Regions from separate parts of the Mus musculus genome. Here regions 1, 3 and 4 are each linked to region 2. A link is a loop called in an ENCODE intact Hi-C map of the cell type or tissue named here. Cell type or tissue: heart. All regions are shown on one strand. Links, peaks and the distances in the headings refer to the core of each region. The heading gives the core; the rest is flanking DNA. Region 1 overlaps Gm31406 (a long non-coding RNA gene). Region 2 holds the start of Gm31078 (a long non-coding RNA gene). Region 3 holds the start of Utp25 (UTP25 small subunit processome component). Region 4 holds the start of A730013G03Rik (RIKEN cDNA A730013G03 gene).

Region 1 (6,039 bases), core at 614-5,613, 300 kb before region 2:
TGGAGAAAGTTTTGCATTGGCTTGCTACCTTCTGCCCTCCACCCCACCCACCCCCCATGTTTTCACATCAGTTAGGCTTCAGGTAAAATTCCACTGAAGGCTTCCCTGATAAGCACAGACTCTAATTGTATTGATTCTACAGAGATCTGTGCTTATGAACCTGACAGCATTAGTCTCTTGGTCCCTGTGATTACCTGATGATCACGGAGCTGCTCTGTAGGCACAGGGTCCCCTGGGGAGGCTGATGGACCAGGGCCAGCCCTCTGTTGTGAGGCACACTCCCATCCTCTTAGAAAATAGAAATCTGTGGCTCGAATCGATGTGCTCCCCTGCGGCCCAGCACCTCATAGCCCATCCTTTTGTTGGCACTCGGTGGCGGCAGCTGTTTGGGTCTGTTTTCCTTCTGTTGGGAACAAGCTTCTCCTTGCTACAGTTTCCCAGGGGTCCTTCACCACACAAGCAGCCAGGACTCAGCCTCACTCAGGGCTCTGTTAGTGCATTCTCATGTGCATTTCCCATTTCTCTTCTTCCCTCCTCCCTCCTCTCATCCTCTCTCCATCCTTTGTGGCCAAGCACTTGCTCTTCCTGTGTCTCACCTTTCCTCTCAGCTCAGTGGCTGTTGGTTGGGCATGCGAACAGTAGGCAACAGCACTTACGAGTGACATGGCCTCTGTTATCAAAACCACAACCCTCAGCCTAGCAGAAACCAGTCTTACATCATCACGTTCCCCCATCCTACATGGGGGCCTGAAAATCTAGAGATTGTTATGGTAACGACAGATGTTAAATAAAATTAGAAGGAATTTTAGGGGGCTGAAGAACTGGCTCAGTGGTTAAGGGCCCTTGCTGCTCTTCTAGAGGATCTGAGTTCAGTTCCCAGCAGCCGTGTTCATTGGTTCAAGCTTCAGGGGATCCAACGACCCTGCAGCATTCGTACATTCACAGACACAGAAACATGTAACAATCAAATAAGAGTAAGGTTAGGGTTAAAACAGTGGTGAGGACACTAAGAAAGGTGAATAAAGGGCATGCTGCATGGTGTGAGGCAACCAAACTGCCGCTGGGGGAAGGGGCAGGGGCGGAGGAAGGATAGGGCTCTGGGGTAGTAGAGATGAAATATAGATAGGTTTTAAAAGATGTTAACTCAAGAATACTGGAGGGGAGTGGGAGTGTTTGCTAGCTTTGGGCAGGTTTAGAAGTGCCCAACCACCACCACCACCAGCACTGGAAAGAGAGGCCCATTAGACACGCAAACTTTATATGCCCCAGTACAGGGGAACGCCAGGGCCAAAAAAAAAAAAAAAAAAGGGAATGGGTGGGTAGGGAAGTGGGGGGAGGGTATGGGGGACTTTGGGGATAGCATTGGAAATGTAATTGAGGAAAATATGTAATAAAAAATAAAAAAATAAAGAAGTGCCCAACCAAAGAGCTAGTCAATGCTTATCAAAATTAGCTGGTGTGCATGCGTGCCTGTGTCAGGGAGCCAAAGAGAATTAACCAATTCACTGCTACAGTGTGGGCCACCACATCTAGCAGATAAAATGGCTAATCTTGACTGTCAATTTGATGAGATTAGGATTGCCAGAGAAACAAACCTCCGCAAAAGTCTGTGAAGGGTTATCTATTAGACTAGCTGAGGTGGAAAGACCCAGCCTAAGTGTGGGCGATGGCCCCGTTCTCTGGGCTATGTGGTTCTAGATTGCATAAGATGGAGACTGAGCTGAGCATCATCTGCTTCCAGACTGCAGAGTCCTGAGACCAGCCACCTCAAGTTCCTGCTACCAAGACATCCCCACCACAGTGGACTCCACTCTAAAACTGCAACAAAATAAACCCTGAAGTTGCATTCCTTAGGTATCTTACCATTGCAACAAAATAAATGACCAATACAGCCAGCCATGATGGCACATGCCTTTAATTCAGGATTCAGAAGGCAGAGGTAGGTAGATCTCCGAGGTGAAAGTCAGCCTGATCTACATCGTCATTCTTAGGTCAGCCTGGGCTGCAGAGTGAGACCTGTCTTAAACCAAATGAGGGCATTGCCAAGGAAGCTCCTGTGTGTCCACAGGCTCCTTCTGCTCCACTGGAGGCTATGGAGGCCTGAAAAGGAGCTAAAGGCACCTTCTCCAGAGTTATCACTCCTCTAGCTAAGGAGCCCTCTCTGTACCTATTCAGAGTCTGTAGGGGCGTGGCTTTGTAGTCTCTTTTTCCGGTTTCTGGGATCCCAGCTGGCCTAAAAGTGTGGGGATGCTTCTGCTCCTCTGGTATGAGAGTCTGAGCAGCGCGTGTAGCTGGCCGCATCTGCTGACCTAGTTCTCAGCCCTGCAGTGGTGCCTGAGAGCAAGTAGAGCTAAGTCAAGTCTCATGTTTCCGCTTCACACTGTCTCCCTCAGCCTAAACCTGGGCTGGCTCCTCCTGTTGTCGTCTCCCTGTCTCAGAAATAATGAGGCATCATGGGTCGGCTGCATGTTGCCTATGAACAGCAAGTGGTGGCCTTGAGTGGGGGATGTTTGCTAAGAGGAGCCGTGGAGGGCAGAGGCAGCACCAGCTGCTCAGCTAGCAGTCCTGGAGTCTGTGCCAGCAACAGTCCATCTGCTTATTCATGGAACTGGACATAATAAATCCAGCTGTTGGCTGATGTTGCAAATGGACCTTTTGCTAGTGCTGATGAGAACAAACTAAGTAATAGGCTGTGTCCAGAGCTGGGTAATGGCCATCTATTAGCTTCTGTGGAAACACTCACGTTAAGAAAATCACATCTTGTGTGGCTCTGCAGCTGAAGGAACAGCTTGTTAAAATTTTCCACTCAGGCAGCCTAGAGAGCTCTCAGGGTTTATATACCAAAGACCAGGAGTGTTTACTGGAAAAGCTGAAACCCGCACAGGCTCAGTGGATGCCAGTGACCTACCTTATGAAATCCCCTTATGAAAGTTAACCTTTCTGGATGGGGACAGCAGCAGTGGGCTAGTGGAGATGAGGCAGGGGACGCAGCATGCACATGTTGTCTCTCTCAGTGTGTCAGTTGGTGCCATAGGACAGACTGTAATTGCCTGTTACAAGAAGAGCAAGATCACACTTCTAACTCCCTGGGCCAGAAGCCACTCAGCTGCTCCACTATGACAAGGATCACCAGGCTCATTCCTTGGCTTGGGATGTGGCTCTTTCCACTGAGAGGTGTCATATCAACCTTTGGGCATCACACAGTAAATGGTGTCGCCAGGAACTGCTGTCAGTTGCAGGGTCTGGAGACTTTTTGGAAAGGTTTTGGTATTAGGGAAAGAGAGTACATGCAAGGCAGTGCAGAAGAGCTTCCAGAACTTTCCTAAGAAGCAGCAGCAGATCTGAAATCAGTTTGCCTGTTTTACCAGTGTCGGGGGTTGAACTGAGAGTACTGGGCAAGCACTCTTCCACTCAGCTCTATCCCCCAGCCACACCTCCTTGGCCCTCTCTCAGTCTGTAGCTGTCAGTCTTTCTGGGCCTTGCCAGACTGTCGTTGTGCACTGGAAGACAGAAATCATGGTCTTTATTAAGGCACAGCTTCTCTCAGCCCTGATCTTGGCTCCTGACTCCTTTCTACCATTTCCCAGATTCCCTTCTGGGGACCTGCTTGCCTTCCTTGCCCCTCACAGACATTCTCTCTGCCTACTAAACATCTACAATTATACCTGTAATCTCACCCTCGAGAGACTAAAGCAGGACAGTCAGTTTGCGAGCTATCAGGATTACGCAGTCTGAACTTCATTAAGGAAACAAACAAAAAGCAACAAAACCAGACAAACATGCCCCAGCCCCAGAACCCTCCCGAGCCTGTCTGTCCTCTTGCTACCTTCTGATAGATTAGCAGCTGCTCTCCTTCTTTGCTCTCCTAGAAGACAAATATAGCTGCCTCCTTCCCCACAGGGTATAAAGATATAATTAGATTACATGGTGAGCATAGTTTGACTCAGTTCTTCTGGTTGCCAATACTCGCCAGAGGCAAGGCAGATGCCAAAGCCAAGCTCTGGGACTTCCACTCTCCAGAACCATGGGCCTACAGGGGCTTCTGTTGGAGACTGACCACGTAAGAGGTAGGAAGGACCTGCTGGGAGGAAGTTAAGTCACTGGGGATATGCCTTTGATGGGCCTATTGGGACCCAAGCCCTCTCCTTCCTCTTTGCTTCCAGGCCAACACAAAGGAAGTGGTGTGTTCTTACCATCACCACCCCTCCCACACAACCTGGAGATGTTCTTCTGCCCAAAGTCCTACCACAGACTGAGCCTTCTAAAGCTGTGAGCAGAAAGTAGTTTATCATAGTCAGGGAACGCCAACATGCCCTTTTCCTCTTAAAAATGCATGTGTGCGCAGTCTTTGTGCATCTGTGAGTACAGGCACCCCGTGTCTATGTACAGAGGCCCAATGTTAGGTGGTCTTTCTATTGTAATCTACTTTGCTTATTAACATATTGCTTGAAATGGGACTTTTCGCTGAACCTGAGGCTTGCCAATCAGGCTTTACTGGCTGGACAGTAACCCCCCAGGATCTTCCTGTCTCCCAATCCCGGTTCTAGGATTACAGATATCACTGCCACACACGTGCTGGGAGCTCAAACTCAGGATCTTGTCTTTGTACAGTAGGTTTTTTACCCACTGAGCCATCTCCCCCACCTTAACTTCTTTGCTTTATAAATGATCCAGCTCTGCACATTCTGTTTTAGCAACAGAAATGCTCTCAGGGAGTTCCCAAAATATAGATGTGATTATCGCCCTCCCGATTCACAACGAGAGTGGGTACCCTTTGTCCTCAGCACACAATCCAGTCTTCTTAGCTTATCCTGGGAAGGGATCAGGATGTATCTGTCTGTTGAGTGCCCAACCTTTTCTCTGGTGAAGCTGCCCACCTCCCAGCCCCAGCCAGAACATCTCTTCGTCCTCCTATGATTTGCCTTTGGCATGGCTCTCTGTCATTCACTGGCCGGTGCTGTTAAGTCACCATCTGCAAACAGCTTGTCTCCCAGTAACCGCTGAGGCAGCACCACAGTGGCAATGGTAGAACACTTCAACTCCCTTCCCAGTGAGAGGACTGTCATGATAGTCTGGCACGCCAGAGGTGTGCTCTCCTTTTCTTAAGCTAACCTAACACAAGAGTTTACTAAATGAGAGGTAGCCCTTGGAGTTGGCACTGCCAGCTTCCGTTGTTAGATCGTAAGCCTTTAGTGTCTTCACTTTCCATCTGTATATGCAAACGTTATACCTGGATGTATGTGTATGTGCCCCATGTGCATGCTAGGTGCCTATGAAGGCCGGGAGAGTGTGTTGTGCCCCCTGTAACTGGAGTTATAGATGATTGTAAGTTGCCATACAGATGTTGGGAAACAAACCCAGGGCCTTTGCGAGAGCAGCAAGTAGTCTTAAATGCTGAACTATCTCTCTAGCACCTTGTCTTTGGTAGTTTCTTTTCATTTTATTTATGTATGCATGTGTGGGTATCTGTATGTATGCTGGTTTCTGCACAGGCCAAAAGAGGGCACCAGAGTCCCTGAAATTGGAGTTATAGGTGTCTGTGAACACCTTGATGTGGATACTGGGAACCAAATATGGGACTTTTGCAAGAGCAGTAAGTGCTCTTAACCACTGACCCATCTCTCTGGCTCCAAAAGGTACTCATTTTAAAAGCCAGAATATGGGGCTGGCTGAGGAGATGGCTCATCAGTAAAGCACACATAGTTTATCTGCAGAGTGCTTGCCATGTTTGGCGAGTACTGGAGTTAAATCCCCAGCACCACATTAAAAACAGGCATGGTGGCTTGCTCCTATAATCCAGTACTGAGGAGGAGGGACAGGGGAGAGGGAAAGGATATGTTGGGGCTCATTAGCCAGTCAGGCTGCCATGATTAGCTAGTCCCAGGTGTCAGTGAGAGGCCTTCCCTCAAAAAATAAGGTAGAAAATAGGGCTGGAGAGATGACTCAGTGGTTAAGAGCACTGACTGCTCTTCCAGAGGTCCTGAGTTCAATTCCCAGCAACCACACGGTGGCTCACAACCATCTGTAAATGGGATCTGA
Region 2 (6,039 bases), core at 376-5,375:
GCCATCAGCTTTGATGGAGAGAAGCCCTTAGGGTGGGAAATACTTTCAGTAATGTGTTGCTCTCTTAGACTGCTGGGATGAATGTGTTACCCAAGGCCATCTACAGTCCCGACTAGGATTTTTGGAAAACTGTGAAGAAATACACACACACACACACACACACACACACACACACACACTAAGTCTGTTTCTTGGCTCTCACAGACACTCTGACTTGTCCTGAGTGTTTTTAAAAATTTTATTACTCCTTCATTTGGGGAACAAATTAAAGTTGTGTGTTGATTTCTATGGCATCGACAAACACAGAGAAAGCCTCCTGAAAGTATGGCTCTGTTTCCTGTTATGGACACTCGCCAACAACCACACAGAAAGCAAAATATCCTTAAGAGTGCTACAGTGTACAAGGTTTGCTCAAACTATTGCTTTAAATTCCATTTCTCTTTTAAATTCACCCAGGACCATGTAAAGTCACTTACTTACAAAGGGCACTGACACCCAATACCATGTAAAGTCACTTACAAAGGGCACTGACACCCAATACCATGTAAAGTCACTTACAAAGGGCACTCACAGAGACACAGCCTCTCCTTTTACAGAAAGAACAGGGCTCCAGTAAAAGTGTCACACTCTGGCCAAGGGTGGAGGAACCCTGTGTTCTGTTCCTATACAGTCTCATTTTGGGTCCTCCTGAAGACAGCTGTAGTGCATCTGAGAGGCTGTTCCTGAGGGTGTCTCAGAGGTAGCTTCAGTTAGAGGCTGGGTCTCCTGAGAAGGTCATCGTTGAGAAAATGCTTTCCCAACAGCACTGCTCTCCCACACCTGATGTGACCCTGTCACACAGGCGAGGAAGGACCAAAGCCAGAGAACAAGAATTGAGGAAAGCAGGTCTCTGAGTTTCCTCTAGTGACATAGCACAGTGCTACACACCCATTAGCCTAACAGAAATGCACACTTTCAGAGTTCTGGAGGCAAGAAGCACAAAGTCAGAGGGGAAGTCCATCCCACACTTCAATTCATGGCTTGTGGATGAATCATCCAATCTGTCTCAAACACAGAGAATGTGTTTCTCTGTCTCCTCTCTCCTCCCTTTTCACCCCCACCTTTCTTCTATTCCTTTCTTGTTGAATTCAGACCCCACTATGATCAAGAATGATTCAGTCTTGAAATCCTTAACAATCACACCTACACTGACCCCTTTTGCAGACAGGCTCTGTCACATTTTTTCCCCTCCTATATGTAGTACTTAGCACCATGGATTCAGCACAGGTCAGGGGAAATCTAGAAAACCCAAACAAAGAAGGCAAGAAACACTTCTCTAACACCGCAGAAGCAGATGAAACTGACACTATTAGGTTGTGTCCAGGGTTGTGTCTGTCCGGGCTTTGGGAGTTGGGCAGGCTCTTTTGCAGAGATCCCCAGCCCCTTGTAAAGTACGACGTCCTGCAGTTCCACACAGCCTGTCTCCTAGCTGGTTCTTCAATGTGCTCACGAGTAAGCCTGAGGGGACCAGCTGCATTTAACTTCCTGCAGCTCAAACTAGACATCTTCCAGACCCAAGTGTGATTTCCACACTTGGGTTTAGAATGTATACTTCCTCCTGTGGGAAGTCTGAAAGTCAGCTACATTGTATCATGTTTGACTTGGCTTGAGAAGGAGAGAAAGCTGGCAATGCTTAGGAAAGCCACACCTTTCATTTCTGAGCGTTTCCACAGTCTTAGAGTTCTGGGTTTGGGACAGTTTTCCCTCGTATTTCCCAGTGGTGTAGTTAAGCCTTCAGTGTGTTCACTGGGCTCTCTGCCTCAGGAGCGGCCCACACCCCAGATGCTATGTCCAGGTTCCCCATGACCAAGAGGAAAGTGGGCCAGAGGTGGAAAGTCTTGTAAACCATTATAGCCCCACTCCAGGAAACCTGTGCGACATCTAATTGTGGTGGATAAAGCCGATCTTATTACCCCACACTTCTACATGTGAGGGCTGGGCAAAAGGAAGAGCGTTGCCATGGAAACACAGATCGAGTTCCCAATGGAAAAGTTGTACAATTTTTTTTTCTCTGTGAATATCAATTTATCTAAAATACCAGTTCTGTGAGAGCAGTGGGGTCTTGTGACTGTGGCTCACAGCTGCGTCCTCAGCCCCTCACCCGGGTGTGGCGTGATGAAGCGCTCATTACGCTTCTGATTGTGAATGAAAATGAAGTTGAGTCAGCTTCTTAGCGGAGTTCGGGTTTCCAGCAGCATCCGTGTTCCTGATTCATTTCTAGTAGCCGGGATGAGAGCAGACTAGCACTTCAGTTTCTTTGCTAACAACTAACTATCTAATGAGCTAAAACAATGACTACCACCAAGGGATGCTGCTTCTCAGTGCCCTGTGTTCCCTCCACCCCCCAGGGCTTAGAAAGACCCTCTGACACTACATTAACCTGCTTGGTGAATTCAGGCATTTTGGCTTCATTTCTTTCCTTCCCTTTTTTTTTCAGTGTACATTAATTCGATAAAATAATAGACTTAATTATGACATTTTTATTTTGGATATAATCTATTTTGATCATATTCATACAGACCTCTGACTTCACTATCCTCATTCTCTCTACAGGACAGCTCCCTGCCAAAAATGTGTATACAAACACTCACCCACACACATGCAAACACATATACACTCATGCACACTCGCAGATCCATACACAGCCACACACACACACACACTCATACACACAAACACGCATACACACACACACACACACACACACACACACACACACACACACCCCCTGCCTAAGAAAGCCTGATCAGAACCACCAGCTCAGCAAGGTCTCGGGCAGCCACCTAGTGGTGCCTCTTTATCTCAGCAAGGCCCATCTGCTTCCAAGAGCTGTTGAAGGCAGGGAAAGTAAGGGTGACTTAGCATGTGGCCAGCTCCCTCTTAGATCTTCATAGAAGTCTGTGCCAAAGGCTTCCCAGAGTAAAGCTGGACAACCCAGAATCACCGGAAGGAAGTGATGTCACAGCTTCTTTTCCAGAGCTGCCCCAGGTGGGATGTGAGGGCAGGAGTGAGAGCCAAGGTGGGCAGAGTCCTTGTTTCTCTGGAAATATCAGGATCTGTGAGATTTATTTATCAAACACGCTTTGTCTCAGTTCGGATCTCTCCCTCCAAGTCCTTATGTAGAAAGACACTTTAACAGGGCAGGAGAATGGGGAAGAGGGAGAGTGGGGAGGTGGGAGAGTGGGGAGGCGGGAGAATGGGGAGGCGGGAGAGTGGGGCAGTGGGAGATTGGAGCAGCGGGAGAGTGGGAGGCAGGTGAGATTCACAGCACCTCACGAAGGCTGCAAAATTTCCATGAGAAAAACTCACTGGCAAAGAGCACGACTGGGCCTGTCCCTCCATCCCCAGCAGGCTGAATAGAACTGACTGCAGTAGCTTGACCAGGCACCCTACAGACTCACAGGAACCCCACAGCATCTAAAGGGGGGGACTAGGCACACATTCTACCTCTGGGTGTAGTCTTAAAATGTTAATGAGACTTCAAGAAAGAGTGTGTAGAGCCCCGTGTATCACACACAGTGCATGGGTGCGAAAGCCCAAGTTAGGCGGTGTCATGCTGGAAAGCCTATACCCCATGCACAGCATCAGGAAAAGCTACTAAAAATATTTTTGTGTTACACCCTATTCCCTTTTCTATCTTCTAATATATTCTTTCTGCTTCTAATCCTACCCACCTGTTTCTGCTCTACCCACCAAGCCCCTGTCCCAAGCCTCAAGCCCCCAGAACCCCTCTAGAAGGACCCTTACTTCTGCGGATACAACTGTGAACTGGTGCGATTGCATTACTGGGGAAATTGGGATTTCCCCCCCTCCCAGTGTTTTGATAGAAAACCTATAGGACAGGGAGCTTCCAGAGGAGGAAGATGGAGGAGAGAGCAAGCCACACGGCGGAAGCAGGGTGGGTAGTTTCAAAGAGTGAGGAATCCCAGCCCATCGGGCACAGCATAAGCTAGGCTTTGGTTAGAATTCACAAGAAAAAAGAGGTAGAAAGGAAGGACAGGGCTGTGCTTTTCTTTTTTCCTTCCTTCCTTCCTTCTTTTCTTTTCTTTTCTTTTCTTTTCTTTTCTTTTTTTTTTGACAGGGTTTCTCTGTGTAGCCCTGGCTGTCCTGGAATTCACTCTGTAGACCAGGCTGGCTTCGAACTCAGAAATCCCCCGCCTCTGCCTCCCAAGTGCTGGGACTAAAGACGTGTGCCACTACTTCCCGGCTTGGGCTGTGCTTTTCTAAGTTAGGATCCACAGTGGAAACCCTGCAAGTGACCACACCAAGAGTGGCGTTCTGGAAAGAAAAAGTGTATTACCTTACTGAGGGGATACTATTCCTTCCATCTCAGTCGTGTGCCTTTCTTTAAGTGAATTAGCCTTCCTAAGAGGTGGTCTCTTGACCAAGTGTGTGGCAAAGGCCTGGTTGAATGAACTCTTTAAAAATTACTTTATATGTATGTACTTATTTTGTATGTGTGTGACCTGTGCATGTGCCACAGCACACAAGTGGAGGTCAGAGGGCAGCCTGTGCAGCTGGTCTTTCCTTCTACCATGTATGCTCAGAGGGTTGGACTCAGGTTGTGAAGTCTAGTGGCAAGTCCCTCAGACTGCCACCTCCATCCCTGAATTAAGTATTATACACACACACACACACACACACATACACACACACACACACACACACACACACACACACACACACATATATATACATATATACACACATATATATGTATTATATATATAATTAATTTATATGAGCACACTGTCACTGTCTTCAGACACACCAGAAGAGGGCATCAGATCACATTACAGATGGTTGTGAGCCACCATGTGGTCTCTGGGAATTGAACTCAGGACCTCTGAAAGAGCAGTCAGTGCTCTTAACCACTGAGCCATCTCTCCAGTCCCTTAATTAAGTCTTAAGGCAGGAGACAATGGAGGATAATGTGTTATCATAGCAACAGGTCTAAGGACGCTTCTGTTCTTCTGACTGCTTTTCCTTAGTGGACCTGAACAGAGCTGGAATGTCCATGCTCAGTGGCCTCCCAGACTCTGTAAAACTTGCCCTCAAGAGTCTCTACATTTATTTAAGAGCTAGGTGGGAGCTGGAGAATAGCATAACCATGAAAACCTAGGGATCCAGTTCCAAACTGTCACCAGAAAGGATCCCCCCTCCCCCCATTTCCCTCCCACTCCCTATCTCCCCCCACCCCCACCTCCCCCCTCATCTCCCCCATCCCCCCCCCCCACGCTCAGCTTCCTGTAGAAGTTAGGACAGGTGAGACAAACCATCAGAGCTTATACCCCTTCTGTCATTTCTGGTCTCTGCCCAAGGCAAAACCTAGGACATTTCCCACTTCTTACCAAGGACAAGAGTGTGACAGCTCTGTTTTGGGGTCCCTGCTACTTTTCTGCCTAGCAAATTTCTATTCCCTACCCTTATCAATTGTGGACAAGGAAAAGACTCACCTGAGACAGGGGTGGCTGAGAATATCCATCACCACAGAACCTTCCAAACAGAGCCTGAGGAACCCTGAAAGTTTCCACAGGGTGATAAGCTTTCACAAGTCTCAGGTGCTGTGTCCCAAGACAGGGAATGCTGGGAGAAGGGAAATAAAAATCCCAGCATTAGTAAAACATACATTTCTGGGAATCTCTTCCTTCCATTCCACCCTCCTTTCTGTGAGCACAACCATGAGAGATGCCTCCATGTGACATCACAGTGTGACATCACAATGTGACATCATAGCATGGCATCACATTTCACCACATGCCCTGGCTCCTACAGGTTCAGGCATAGCTCTGTGCACTCCTTTCTCAGCAGCCTTTGGACCTTCACTCCAGACTCTGGGCTTTGCCTGCTGTCATTAGTCATGCCTGCTGCTTTGCTCACCAGAGTCTCCACACAGCAGCATCTCCTGACTACACTGTCCTGCCTCATTTCCTGCCTGGATTGTCCTAACTGTTCTGTGGAAATCATGCATCTCCAAGTGCCAGGTCCAGAGGTCTCATT
Region 3 (6,039 bases), core at 460-5,459, 350 kb before region 2:
GGAGGGCCCATAAATGCATATATATTCACACACACACACACACACACACACACACACACACACACACTTTCCCCATAGTCTTAACAAACTAGGAACTCAGACATCTAAATTGTTCCTTTGATCTTTGATGGCTCGCTCTCTGATGTGCTCTTGTGTTAACATTTTATTTATTGTGTAGTGCTGTGTGTGTGTGTGTATGTGTGTGTACAAGTGGAAGTCCCAGGTCAACATTGGGTGTCTTTCTCAATCATTTTCATCTTACTTTGTGAGTTTGGTTTGGTTTGGTTTGGTTTTTCAAGACAGGGTTTCTCTGTGTAGCCTTGACTGTCCAGAACTCCCTCTGTAGATCATACAGTCTTTTACAAAAGTATACTAAAATATTTACAGATTAAATAATTATTACAATTTGCTTCAAAATTTGTAGGGTGTAGAGCAATAAATGTAAAATGGGTAGCCTTCAGGGAGTAATTGCTGGGGCTGATGGGTAATATCAAGGCTGATGGGTAATTGTGTGAAGCTCATGGGTGTTCCCTGAGGCTCATGGGTAATCCCTGAGGCTCATGGGTAATCCCTGAGGCTGAGTAGCAGGCCTGTGAAGTCTATCATATCTTTTTGTCAAGTTTTTTATTTATTGTATTTGAAAATTTCTGTGGAACTTTTTTCTTTTAAATTATTAAGCCTTCCTGAGTATTCTGAATGCTCTTTTCTTAAAGAATATTCTTGCCCTTTACCCACCTCACTTCAAACAGCCCAGGAACAGTAACTTAAAACCCACTAGCATTTCTTTGTACAGTAACATAGAACTCACTTCCTGAACTACTGTTAACTCTGAAAAGACTTTGAGTTTGAATACATAAAAGGATATCCTAGGGGAGAGAAATGAGTTCTAAGAGTAGAAAGAGAGAAAAAAGGAGGGGAAAAACCTGTCTTTATTAAAACTTCCCAGGTATGTGTGTGGGGGGGGGAGGTCATGTGTATACATGTATGTGCACATGTGTGCTCATAGAGAGCTTCCACAGAGGTATAGAGACAATGGCTAAATTCTTAACCGTCAGGTTATAGTCACATAGGCCCTCCGTCAACCTTATTGAAGGTGACTATCAATACTTTGAAAGAAAGGGACTTCTTTTCCAATAGTCAGCAAGCCAATGCTGAGACTACTTGGATGGAGATAGGGTGAATTTTTGCCTAAAACTGGGAATAGTCTAGATTTGCATGCTGGAAACCACGTGAGAGCAAGAGTCACCTCAAGTGCTGGAACCTTCAGCTTCTGATGAGATCTCTGGAAGAACACGAAACTGCATGTCTGGGGGTGTGGGGTAGGGCCCTTGGGGTGCAGTAAAAGGAGAAAAAAGTATGGCTTTTATTGGTTAGAGCCAGGTTACACGGTCACCAGAGCCATAAAACCTGTGAGGACACTTTGCAAACAGCCTTTTGTTTATCTAAGTGACTATACCTTTCAACTAGACAGAAGACAGATGTCTATTAATGAGTTCCTAGGCCAGGCCAGGTGCTGGCTACCACCCTTTCTGTTTGCATGGCTTTTGATACTTTTTTGCTGGGGGGGGGGGGTTGTCCCCCACCACCACTGGCTTTCCCACTCCCACCCTAATTATTAGTAGTAGATGACCCTGGAACAGAGGGCGGACAGGTGGACCTGAGTAAACCCCTACTCTTCCACAGAAAGATGTTTCGATGTCTCCAGTTGTGCTTTGAGTCTAAGCTGGAGCTAGTACTTTGTTTACATTGAACCTCGGTTAGTTTTGAAGGGAAGTATGTCTTTGTGTGGTGTCAAACAGCCTCACCTATTGCTGTGTGTCCTTGAAATACAGGCCTCAGCTATTTTTGTTCGTTCCTTTGTTTATTTAGAGAAGTTGGGTCTTGTTTTATTTTCCCTGGGTAACATCAAATTCACAGAGATCTGCCAGCCTCTGCTTCCCAAGAGCTGGGATTTAAGGCGTGTGCCACCATGCCCGGCTCAATTTTATTTTTTAAGTAAAGGTCTCTAACACTTCATTCTCTTGCCTCGGCCTCCCGGGGACTGAGATCACAGGTGTGAGTCACCACTAGTTTATTTGCTGTGTGGGTTTGTTTTGCTCAGTGTTAAAGATCAAACCCCAGGATTTGAAAAGTACCTTGGCTAAGCACCCTACATATGAGCGAGCAACGCCCCTGGCCCGTTTAGGCTATTACTCACACTCAGGCTAATACACATCAACTTTAAATGTACAGTTTCACTCGTTTGGGTGATAACACATACAAGATCCTACTTTATCTTGTGTGTTTCTGCTTTTGTTAAAGAAGCAATGTCAGGAGAGGATCACCTCACATACTCCCAGAGACTAATGAATGATCTTTCTTGCTAAGCATCGGTGTCTGCATCTTTCTCAACAGACTGACTCGCTAGATCCGTCTGGACAGTGTGCCGTTAAGTGGGGTGTGCGGGCACCCTTAAGCGATGGTCCTTATTCTTCTGAGTAGCATTCAACCATTTCTGCTAGCATACATTGACATATCAAAGCGAACCACGCGGTTGTGGATTTCGCTTAGTGCTTGAAAACCAGTGCAAGGTCCTGGGTTCAGTTCTTAGCTCCTGGGAGAGGGACAAAGGACCACCAACCTCGTCCTCCTCAATTTTGGAGAAAAAAAAAAAAAAAAAAAAGGTAAAAGATAAGCACAAAGCAAGCCACTCCATCCCGGAAAGACAGCCAGTCCCTGCAGCCCTAGGAGCTGGTGTTCCGATCACGCATGCGTAGACACGCCTATGTGCTAGAGGCGCTCCGGCAGGGGGCAGTATAGCGACCAGAGGGTGTAACGCCTGTCGTACTCTCTGGGCGTAAAGCAGCTTTGCTTTACGGCTCCCGCCTCCGCCGTAAAGCCAGCGTGCCCACGTGCGACAGCGACAACTTGCCACTGGGAACCTTGTGTTTTGTTTGTTTGTTTGTGGCGAGCTTGACGTTTCCGCTATGGGCAAACGCCGGAACCGGGGCCGCAGCCAGATGCTCAGCACCATGACCAAGAAGCAGAAGAAGCACCTCCGCGACTTCGGCGAGGAGCACCCCTTCTACGACAGGTCGGGGTGCGCGGGCCGCCGGGAGGGCTGGTTCCGGCCGAGTTGAGCCGGGTCCGGTCGGTGCAGGACGGGAACCCCGCTGCGGAGGTGCGCTCTGCACCGGGACCTGCTGAGACCGCGGGCCGTGCTGCCTGTCATCCGAGCACGCGCGGGCTCAGGCGCGAAATCGCAGCTTAGCCCAGCCAGGGCCGCGTAAGGGTCTCCAAAAACAGGACGGGAGGTCGGGAGATAAAGTTGGCCCTGAGAGGTGAACCCCGGTGTGCCGTTAAAAGCCAGTTTCTGACTTATCCTTTCTTAAGAGATGTCATTGAGCTCTCTTGTCTGTTACCCTTTTGTCTGCTGATCATCTCTGCCCTTGTGCATGCAGAATTTCATTTTTTACACTGACTGGATATTATCCTGTATTGGACATTTTTTTTTTTTTTGGTATTCATTTAAAGCAGAATCATTATGCCTTTTCGTGATTGTTACGAACTAGCAGCTAAAGTTTAATGTTATCTATTTCTATTTTAGGGTTTCCAAGAAGGAAGCCAAGCCGCAGATTTGTCAGCTGGTAATGCTTTTTTTCTTTATAGTAGTTGGAATTGGGTTGTTACCTTTAAGATTGGGTGTAAACGTAAAGTTTGGTTTGCATCCCCGTGTTTCTCTGTTTTGGGTGTGAGCTGTGATTTTAGTAATGCTACCCAATTGGTTGTAAGTGATGGAGACAGCTGTAGAAATTACCATGTGATGAGAGAGGCTATGGTTGGAAACTACCCCATGACACTGTCTTAAGTTCTGTGGAAGGGGTTCATCAGAGTGCTGGCTCCTTGTGCATGAAAGGCTTCACACAGTATAAAATGGACAAGGGGCCCGGAGACTCAGACAGTGACACTTGCTTGTAATTCTCCTCTTACATCATGCAACATGAAACCTGATGTCTGAGATGTAAGTTAAAACTCATAACCTGAAATTTTGTTTGAAAAGTCAGTTTTCTTTCCACGTGCAGCTGATGTCAATTAGAACCATAGCTTGGTTAACTGTTTTATTTAAGTTTCATGCCCGGCTTGGTTCAAGAGATGAGACTGTAATATTTGCTGAAAAGCTCATAGGGATTTTTGTTTTGTCTGTGAGTTAATGTATATTCATTATACAAAGTAGCGGGTTTCCTAAGGACTTTTCCAGTCAAAATTATCTGATCGTATTCATTTCCTTCCTTTGACTGTTTGTCTTCCATCTCTGCTCATCCCTTTCCTCTTCCCAAATTCTTGTCCTTTTGATTTCATGACTTCTAATTTCTTTTAAATCTAGTTTCCTTGTGCAAGAGAAAATATTACTTGTCTTTAGTCTGACTTATTTTTACTTCCTTATCACCCATTCTATCCATCCCCTTGCATGTGATATAATTTCCTTCTTTGTGGTTGAGGAAATTCCACTAATATGTATTTCTCACATTTTCTTTCTTATTTTTATTTTGACAACAATATATATATATATTAATTTCTCATTTTTCTTTAGCCAGAGAGTTCAGATTCTTCACATTCTGAAAGTGAATCAGAGAGTGAACAAGAGCACGTTTCAGGGTACCACAGACTGCTTGCTACATTAAAGAATGTTTCTGAGGAAGAGGAAGAGGAGGAGGAGGAGGAGGAGGAGGAGGAGGAGGAGGAAGAGGAAGAGGAAGATGACAGTGCTGTAGGTGATGCAGAAATGAATGAGGAAGCTGGCAGTGAGGATGGCAGTGTGGGAGAAGCTGCTGTCTCGGAGGCTGCTGAGGAGGCTGCTGAGACACAGGAACGTAAGTGCCTGGGGCCGGCCTGTCCTCTTCATTCTGTGTTGTGTGGGCTGAGTGAGAGCATGTGGTTCCAAGGCAGAGATTCAGCCTTGTTGGGTTGGGTTAGCTTTTGAGACTCTGATGGGAACACAGGACCCTCTCATCAGGAAAATGCTGTTGGCTTACTCTTTGGGGGACTTGTAACCTCCCGTAAGACCGCTTGGCGTATCAGGGGGACATTATGTGGTCACTGTGACAGCTCAGTTCACTGAAGAGGTTGTTCCGCTTCAGTAAGAGACCAGGTTTGATGGGAGGTAGACATAAAAATACAAACTTTCATGTTGTAGATTTGTTTATATGAAGCAGCTGGAGAGGAGATGAGGCTGCTCTCACTGGGTCCTTAAGGTGACTCTGAGAGGTACTGGGACTGAGAGCCCAGAGAGACTCTGTCTTAGGGCTCAGATGCACCGCTAAGTGATCTTCTGTGCCTGGGAATCACATCCAGGGTCTTGTGTATGTCAGACTGAGCTCGTCTTTTGAGTTACGGTCTTACTGTGTAGACCAGGCTGGCCTTCCGCTTACGATCCGACTTCTGCCCTGGAATACAGGTGTATACCTGTGAAGGAAGGCTTTCCGCCTGTCCCCAGATCTCAAATGACGACTCTGAGACTTAGTTATGAACAAGTGCCTAGACCATAAGCTTGGGCTTGTTCTCCGACAAGCTCATAACTATATGCCCCTCTAGTCTATAACATGCGAGCCACGTGGCTGGTTAGTTACTCCTCAGAGTCCGCTGGTGGAATCACCCTCACCTGAGTAGCTCCCAGAGTTCTTCTCTCTCTACAGAACTCTTACTTCCCGCCTTTTTTACTAGGCCATCATTTTTTTACTGACAAGTGATGCTTCCATACTGTACATAAGAGAATCTTTCTACACACCCCCATGCCTGGCTTTTTTTTTTTTTTTTTTAAATCAGCCTCATTAGAATATGTTTATATGCAAACAGAAGGCAGCCTGGGCTGACCAGGTGGTTCACTGGGTAAAACCTCCTGCTGTAAAAGGTGACAGCTTGAGTTAGAGTTCCGGAACCCACGTAAAGGTGGAAGGCAAGAACCAGATCCGGGTAGGAAAAACTAACTAATAACGAAGTGTACCTAATTTCTATATGCAGTTTGAGCTTTGACAAACATGTACCTTCCATGACCTACAGAGA
Region 4 (6,039 bases), core at 496-5,495, 50 kb before region 2:
TGATATCTGGGTTCTCTATAGTGAGCTTGAAGGCTGTGGTCCCAGGACTTTTAGATAGCTGCGGAAGTCATTGTTGTTATTTGTAAGATGTGACATCGAATGTTTCAGAAGCTTATGAATCATGAAGTTCCTAAAAACGGCTGCACGGGCAAAGCTGTGTCAGAGTTCTTTTCCTTGGGCTGGAATTAAATCACCTCTGGGTTAACACAGTTATCACGAAACGAGAAGAAACTGGCTATGAGGTGGATGCATTATCCTTAATAAATGCAGTTTGTTTTGAAGACAGAACCATTTAGAACGCTAGCTGTGTGCAGGGGATAAGAGGTGCCCCTTACAGGGGAAAAGATACAATCTCCTAACTCATCAGTCATCGTACAATTTCCAAAGTTCAGGTTGGTTGTGTTACCACAGTGAATGGTTAGTTCCTTTAGACATAGTCTTTATTCAGGGGAAGAAAATTCCCACCAAAATATGGTGCTAAGTTAAACTCTTTAGATGATTTAAGCCCAGTCCTCCTGTGTGCCTGTAACTCACAGGAGAGATGAAAGCAGCATTTGAAACAGAACTCCGAGACCCCACCCTATGACGAAGGAACTAGGGTATTTTCTGCACTGTTTTTATTGTCATTTATTTTTGTTTTTCTTTTTGAGACAGTCATTGTGGCCCAGACTGGAACTCAGTGTGTACCTGAGAATGGCCTTGAACTTCTGATCCTCCCATCTCTACGTCTCCTGGAATTACAGACATGTACTGCTACACCTGGTTATGGTTTATATCATGCCGGGACCAAACCCAGGGGTTTACACATGCCAGGCAAGCACTCTGCCAATTGAGCTACACCACAACACCATGGTTTCCACTTCTAAGAGGGAAGTTTTGATAGCAGATCATATGGTTGGTGTTCCTTATTTCAGAGTCTCATCCTTTTTTGGGCGTGTCATCTTTAAACTCAGCCCAACTGATGACTTCAGGATAGTGGTATGCCATTCAAAAAATCACATTTCACCTCTTTGTTTCTCAGCTGAATAATTTTCCCTAGGTGAGGCATACCTCTCTTGGGGCTTGATGATTGGTAGGGCTTGAGAGCAAAAAAACAGAGGCCCTGTAACTGGAGGGAACTGGGAAAGCAACCACCGGAGTTTAATGCTGGAGTCTCCAGTGCTACATCACGGTAACCCTGGGACGTCTCAGAATCAAGAGAGATCTCCCGCTGTACCACCAGCCCCAGGAATGAGACTCTAGGAATACCTGCAATTTGTATCCACTGAGAGTCATGGAGGAGCCAGAACACCAGTCAGTCAGTGGCAGGTTTTCCCAGAGAGTCCTAGAGATATGCCTGTCTATCAACAAGCCAAGGAAACGATTCCTCCCAGGAATCGTCCAGCTTGTTGAACCAGTGGGTTTCTTGGAGTAACCTTACAGGCCCATAGGTGGTTCAGGAAGACCTCTGACTAAATGTTGCACCTTGTCAACCTTCTACCTCTTGGCCACTTTGGCACACCTGGAGGCTATGTGCATCTGGGGGCCAAGGGTGACTGGAGTCTCAGATGAGGGTCTGCTGTCTTTTCCTTCCTTGTGTGGCTCCTAAGGGTGACCGAAGCCAGTGATTGAGGATGCCAGATAAAGGAAACTCTTAGCTTGCCCAGGGACACCAGGCTGGCCAGCTCCAAACTCTTGCTTCTCACAGTTTGAAAAACCAACAGCTGAAGGAAAAAAAGATCTATTTTTCCATGGCTATAATTCAAACCAGTAAGAGCCTGCAGGCAGCCTGACCTTCACTGGCTTTAGACAAGATGGCTATACACAATGAGGGTGGCATGGGTCGCTGTTGGAAATTGTCACTGAAGAATCCTAAAGCAACCCCGATCATTTGTCCATGTGAGTGTTTCTTGACATGGAAGTTGTAAGAATTCATTCACAATTCCAGTTATTATTATTATTATTACTACTACTACTACTACTATTTTTTTGTTTTGTTTTGAGACAGGGTTTCTCTGTGTAGCCCTGGCCATCCTAGAACTCACTCTGTGGACCAAGCTGGCCTCGAACTCAGAAATCCGCCTGCCTCTGCCTCCCAAGTGCTGGGATTAAAGGCGTGCGCCATCACTGCCCGGCTTACAACTCCAGTTATTATAGATCTAAGCTTAACTCAGTCATTCTAGTATCGTTTAATCTGTTCTCCCCACCAAGTGTGTAGGGGGAGGGGGGAAGGGTGCGCGCGCGCCTGCACGCGCTCGCACTGCCCATGACTGTTCTCCTATCCTGGAACTACATTCCTGCAGGCAGATTTGCTCCCCAGCTCAATACATTACCCCATCCACTCCCAGCCCATTAGCCCTGCACACCCGGAGCCAGCCAGGCATGTAGCGCTGCTGCTCCCGGCACAAAAGTCCTTCGCCTCTCCGCACCATGCAGGCGGGGACCCTGAGCCTCTTCCTCATGTTTATGCGTAATAAAAAAAAGCCCGCGTTCCCTCTGCAGCTTTATGAAGACAGTCCTTGCAGCTGTGACTGTAACTGGATTTTTTTCTTACCAGCTAAGATTATGGTCCCATAACCCAATTAGTGTCATTTGGTGGTGGTCCAAGTGCCTCTCCTGCCCGGGTTTTAATTTGGGGATCCCCGGAGGCTGCACTCCACATCTGTAGCGGGCCTGCTCCTTCTCTCCCGGTATTTACTCGAGGTTTATGGCGGGATTAGCTGTGTGGTCTGGAAGCGGCTGTCCTCTTTCATCCTCACGGGTCTGGAGCCGCCCAGAAGCCTTTTACTTTCCATCCAGCCCTGGCACCTAGAGGGCAGGCAGTCCCGGCGACTGGAAAGCATCAGAGCTCGCTCCGCAGGCCTCAGAAGCGCGGTTTCGCCGGCATGGGGGGAGGTGCTGCTCGCCCCGCAGCGTTCACTCAGCGGGACTAGCCCGCCCCATCCACATAGGGTGCACGGTCCTCCCCGCCCCCACTCACGGGCTGGCGAGGGCTGGCGGGGCTCCGGGCGCCCATTGTGCAGGCAGCTGGCACCAGCTGGGAAGGGAATTAACATAACAAAGAGCCGGAGCGAGCGCCGCGCGGCCGGGCGGGGGCTCTGCAGAGCGCCCGGGGCTGGAGGAGCGCGCGGTCGCCGGCTGTCGTGCACCGGGGCAGCAGGCCTCGCGAGGCACAGACAGTGGGTGCAGGCGTATGTCGGTGACGCCGTGTGCATGTGCGTGCATGCGGGTGCGCGCCTGCCTGGGACTGCGTCCCCAGGCCTGGGATGCTGATGCCCCTGCCTCAGTTCACCTGCAGAGGTTGGGCACTCACGCGCTCAGCATCCTAGCGTCCAGATTGGCCTTCTTTGAAACCACAGTCCTTTTAACTTTCATCGCCTGTTCTCAGCCGGGTCCACACCTCGGAACTACCAGGGGAACTTTCCCCGGGCCAGGCCTCACTCTATACTCCAGACCTTTTTGGCTTGGCCTAGGCCTCCAACAGTTGACAGAAGCGTCAGCACTGGTTCTATCTGTCCCGGGCTGGACACCCCAGGGCGCGCCCTGACCCCGACCAAGGACCAGAGCGAGAGGCCAGGGCCCTACCGGGAGCCCTCGAGTTTGAGGCTTTAGAGCTTGGCCTTCGTCTCCCCTGGCTCAGAGGGTCAAGGACACATTCCTGCTTAATGCTTCTGTTGCAAGCTTTCGACTGGACAGCCTCACCTCGCTTATTGCTAAAAGCCCATGGGAAGAAAGATGGGAAAGCTCAACTGAACTATAGGCAGACAGATGGATAGACAGATAAAAAACAAATCGCTGTGTTTAGACTACTGCCAGGCCTCCGAGGCCCCTGGAGGTCTCCTGTGGGGACTGTAAAAGGAAGTCAAGGCTCAGCAGGACCCGCAACTCGCAACTCGAAAAGCGGACAGGGCCCAGATACGCTCGGCCCCTTGCGCTCTACCTCGGTGACCCCCTCTTCGCGTGTCCCGGTCCCCTCCAAATCCCATCTTGCCATGGGGTTTGGACAAAAGGGCGAGCCCTCCATAGGCCTCTCGCAGCTGTGGCAGCTGGGTGGTCCCTGGAGGGTGAGAAGCAGGCAGAGGAAGCGCTGTGGCGGGAACCTGGGCTCCAGAACCGATGTGCACCTCAGCGCCTCCGCGGTCACTTGGCTGCACGCTTGCTCCTGGCGGGAGCCAGGCATCGATGAACTCTACTGCAGACTGGCTGAGCGTCTCCCCACAGGGAGGAGAGTGATTGAGATCAGCCGTCCGGCTATGTCATCTCGAAGCTCCGTGTCATCCACAGGGCCGGGTTCTCAGAATGTGTTCCCCATGCCTTCGAACACTTTCAAGGGGGCTTGGGCCCCTGGGGCCACCACCCAGGACCACGTTCCCTCTTTACCGCTGGGATGTAAGCTCTCGGTGGTTAGTGACTCAGCACAGTTCACTACAGTTCAAGTAGCTATCCGATCAAGCAGAGCCCAGAAAAAGCTGGGTGCTAACTTCTGCGGACCTGTTTTACCCATCCTAAGGTGTCTGACAGTCCTGCAAAGGGAAGAAGGTGGCACCACTGGACCTCAGCCTGAGAAGCACCCTGTTCAAGGTCAGCAGGCAGTCAGGTGACCTGGCTGCTTTGCAGGGACTTGGTATTGGCTACTGTTGTTGAGTTCAGAATTCTCACAGGTCCTAACCACTGTGTTTATTCTCAATAAATGGTTTCTTAATAATCGTTTTAATTAGCAAAAAGGCTGTCTTATTAAAGCTAATTAAAGGCAATTTGGGAACCTTATTTTCATACAATCATAAAATTAGAGCAACAAGAGGCTAGAGAGATGGGGAACATCTCCTGCTTCTATGCTGAGGGTTCAGGGAGAAGCTGACTGATGTCCCCAATCCCGAGGCAGGCAGGCCTAAGGGGCAGGGGTGCCCAGCCTATAAACTGAGTCCAAAATTTAGATGTAGCCTTGGACAGTATGGAGGACCAGCTACAGGAGGGATTCTCTGTCCATATCTTCCAAGTGGCATCTCAAAGACGTCCAGCCTACTCACCCTCTCTTCATCCTCTTCATCCTCCTCCCATCCTACCCCACCCATCCCTCTTCTCTTCCCCATTTCCTCCCTGCACTGTCTGTCTGCTCCAGAGGACATCTCAATTTTTACATCGAGGAAGAAGACACTCTCTTCCTCCCTCTACCATGGTACTGGCTGCTACAGATTCCCTCACTCTTGCCCAGAGGCACAGTCTCTATCCTGCATTCCTTCCCACCATTGTGGGGTGACTGCACTGTGTCATAAGCTTTCCAGGTGGGTGGAAGCTCTTGGACTTGGCTTTGTGTCCTCCAAACTTTGGCCTAGGTTTCTTGCCCAACCAAGCCATGTCCCTCCCCACTGACCTCAGCCCTGGCTCCACCCTTGCTCTTTATATAGCCTGGGATAACCCCACCCACCCACACACATTTCATCTCCCTTTCCGGGCCCCCCCCCCACACACCATCACCACCATCACCACTCCCTTTTTTCCTGTCTGTCTGTCTGTCTGTCTGTCTGTCTTACACACACTATCACCACCACTCCCTCTTTGCCCTTCTCTCTCCCTCCCTTCTCTCTCCCTCCCTTCTCTCTCCCTCCCTTCTCTCTCCCTCCCTTCTCTCTCTCTCTCTCTCTCTCTCTCTCTCTCTCTCTCTCTCACACACACACACACACACACACACACACACCACTCTCTCTCACACTCTACATCTCCTACAGAGCTTTCTATCATCTCTATAGCTGTGTCTGATGATCTAATGCTAGAGTCCTGTTTGTTTTTGCTTGAAGAAGCTGTCATTTTAGAAAGGCATCATATCTAACTATAGCTTTGAGGATCCATAGACCTTGGCTCTACCCCTGGCTTTACAATGGCTTTATGGCCCGAAGCTGGGCTTGTCTTCTCTGAGCTCTGGTCTTCATCAGCAGAGTAGACTCATCCCATGAGGATATCTGCACAACAGTGCCTGGAATGTGGGGCTAGACCCTGCATGCACACGTCTCCACGGTGCAGACACTCCTTGTCCTGGGTGGTTTGGAGACACTTCAGGATGTG

The links. Peaks named below come from ENCODE experiments on the same cell type or tissue, not always from the same donor. Only the 100,000 strongest peaks of a DNase experiment are listed, where the experiment ranks them.
Region 1: it touches region 2 in a loop (5-fold over the local background); 4 of 42 quality-filtered maps call a loop at or near these places.
Region 3: it touches region 2 in a loop (2.1-fold over the local background); 14 of 42 quality-filtered maps call a loop at or near these places.
Region 4: it touches region 2 in a loop (1.9-fold over the local background); 4 of 42 quality-filtered maps call a loop at or near these places.

Annotation. Positions count from the first base shown.
Region 1 is chr1:193,083,688-193,089,726 of GRCm38, reverse strand. All of the region lies in intron 3 of Gm31406 (a long non-coding RNA gene), which reads left to right. The region is part of intron 2 of Gm39747 (a long non-coding RNA gene); the gene reads right to left. Among named protein-coding and RNA genes, the nearest start is that of Gm31406, 8.9 kb to the left of the region's middle. In heart, for the core only: no CTCF peak of the experiment used is centred there; DNase peaks (open chromatin) are centred at 2,616, 3,066, 3,396 and 3,986.
Region 2 is chr1:192,781,361-192,787,399 of GRCm38, reverse strand. It overlaps Gm31078 (a long non-coding RNA gene), which reads right to left and starts at 5,699. Exons shown (of 3, transcript XR_373900.3): 1 at 5,669-5,699; 2 at 5,496-5,559; 3 at 304-2,256. In heart, for the core only: a CTCF peak has its summit at 2,849 (motif pointing left); a DNase peak (open chromatin) is centred at 2,859; H3K27ac peaks cover 1,016 bases.
Region 3 is chr1:193,127,078-193,133,116 of GRCm38, reverse strand. Utp25 (UTP25 small subunit processome component) reads left to right here and starts at 2,866. Exons shown (of 12, transcript NM_145415.2): 1 at 2,866-3,073; 2 at 3,587-3,626; 3 at 4,571-4,850. The coding sequence starts at 2,967. In heart, for the core only: a CTCF peak has its summit at 2,787 (motif pointing right); a DNase peak (open chromatin) is centred at 2,786; H3K4me3 peaks cover 1,942 bases; H3K27ac peaks cover 1,250 bases.
Region 4 is chr1:192,831,818-192,837,856 of GRCm38, reverse strand. It overlaps A730013G03Rik (RIKEN cDNA A730013G03 gene), which reads left to right and starts at 2,644. Exons shown (of 1, transcript NR_155503.1): 1 at 2,644-4,738. In heart, for the core only: a CTCF peak has its summit at 3,049; a DNase peak (open chromatin) is centred at 2,936; H3K4me3 peaks cover 2,326 bases; H3K27ac peaks cover 2,084 bases; H3K27me3 peaks cover 3,440 bases.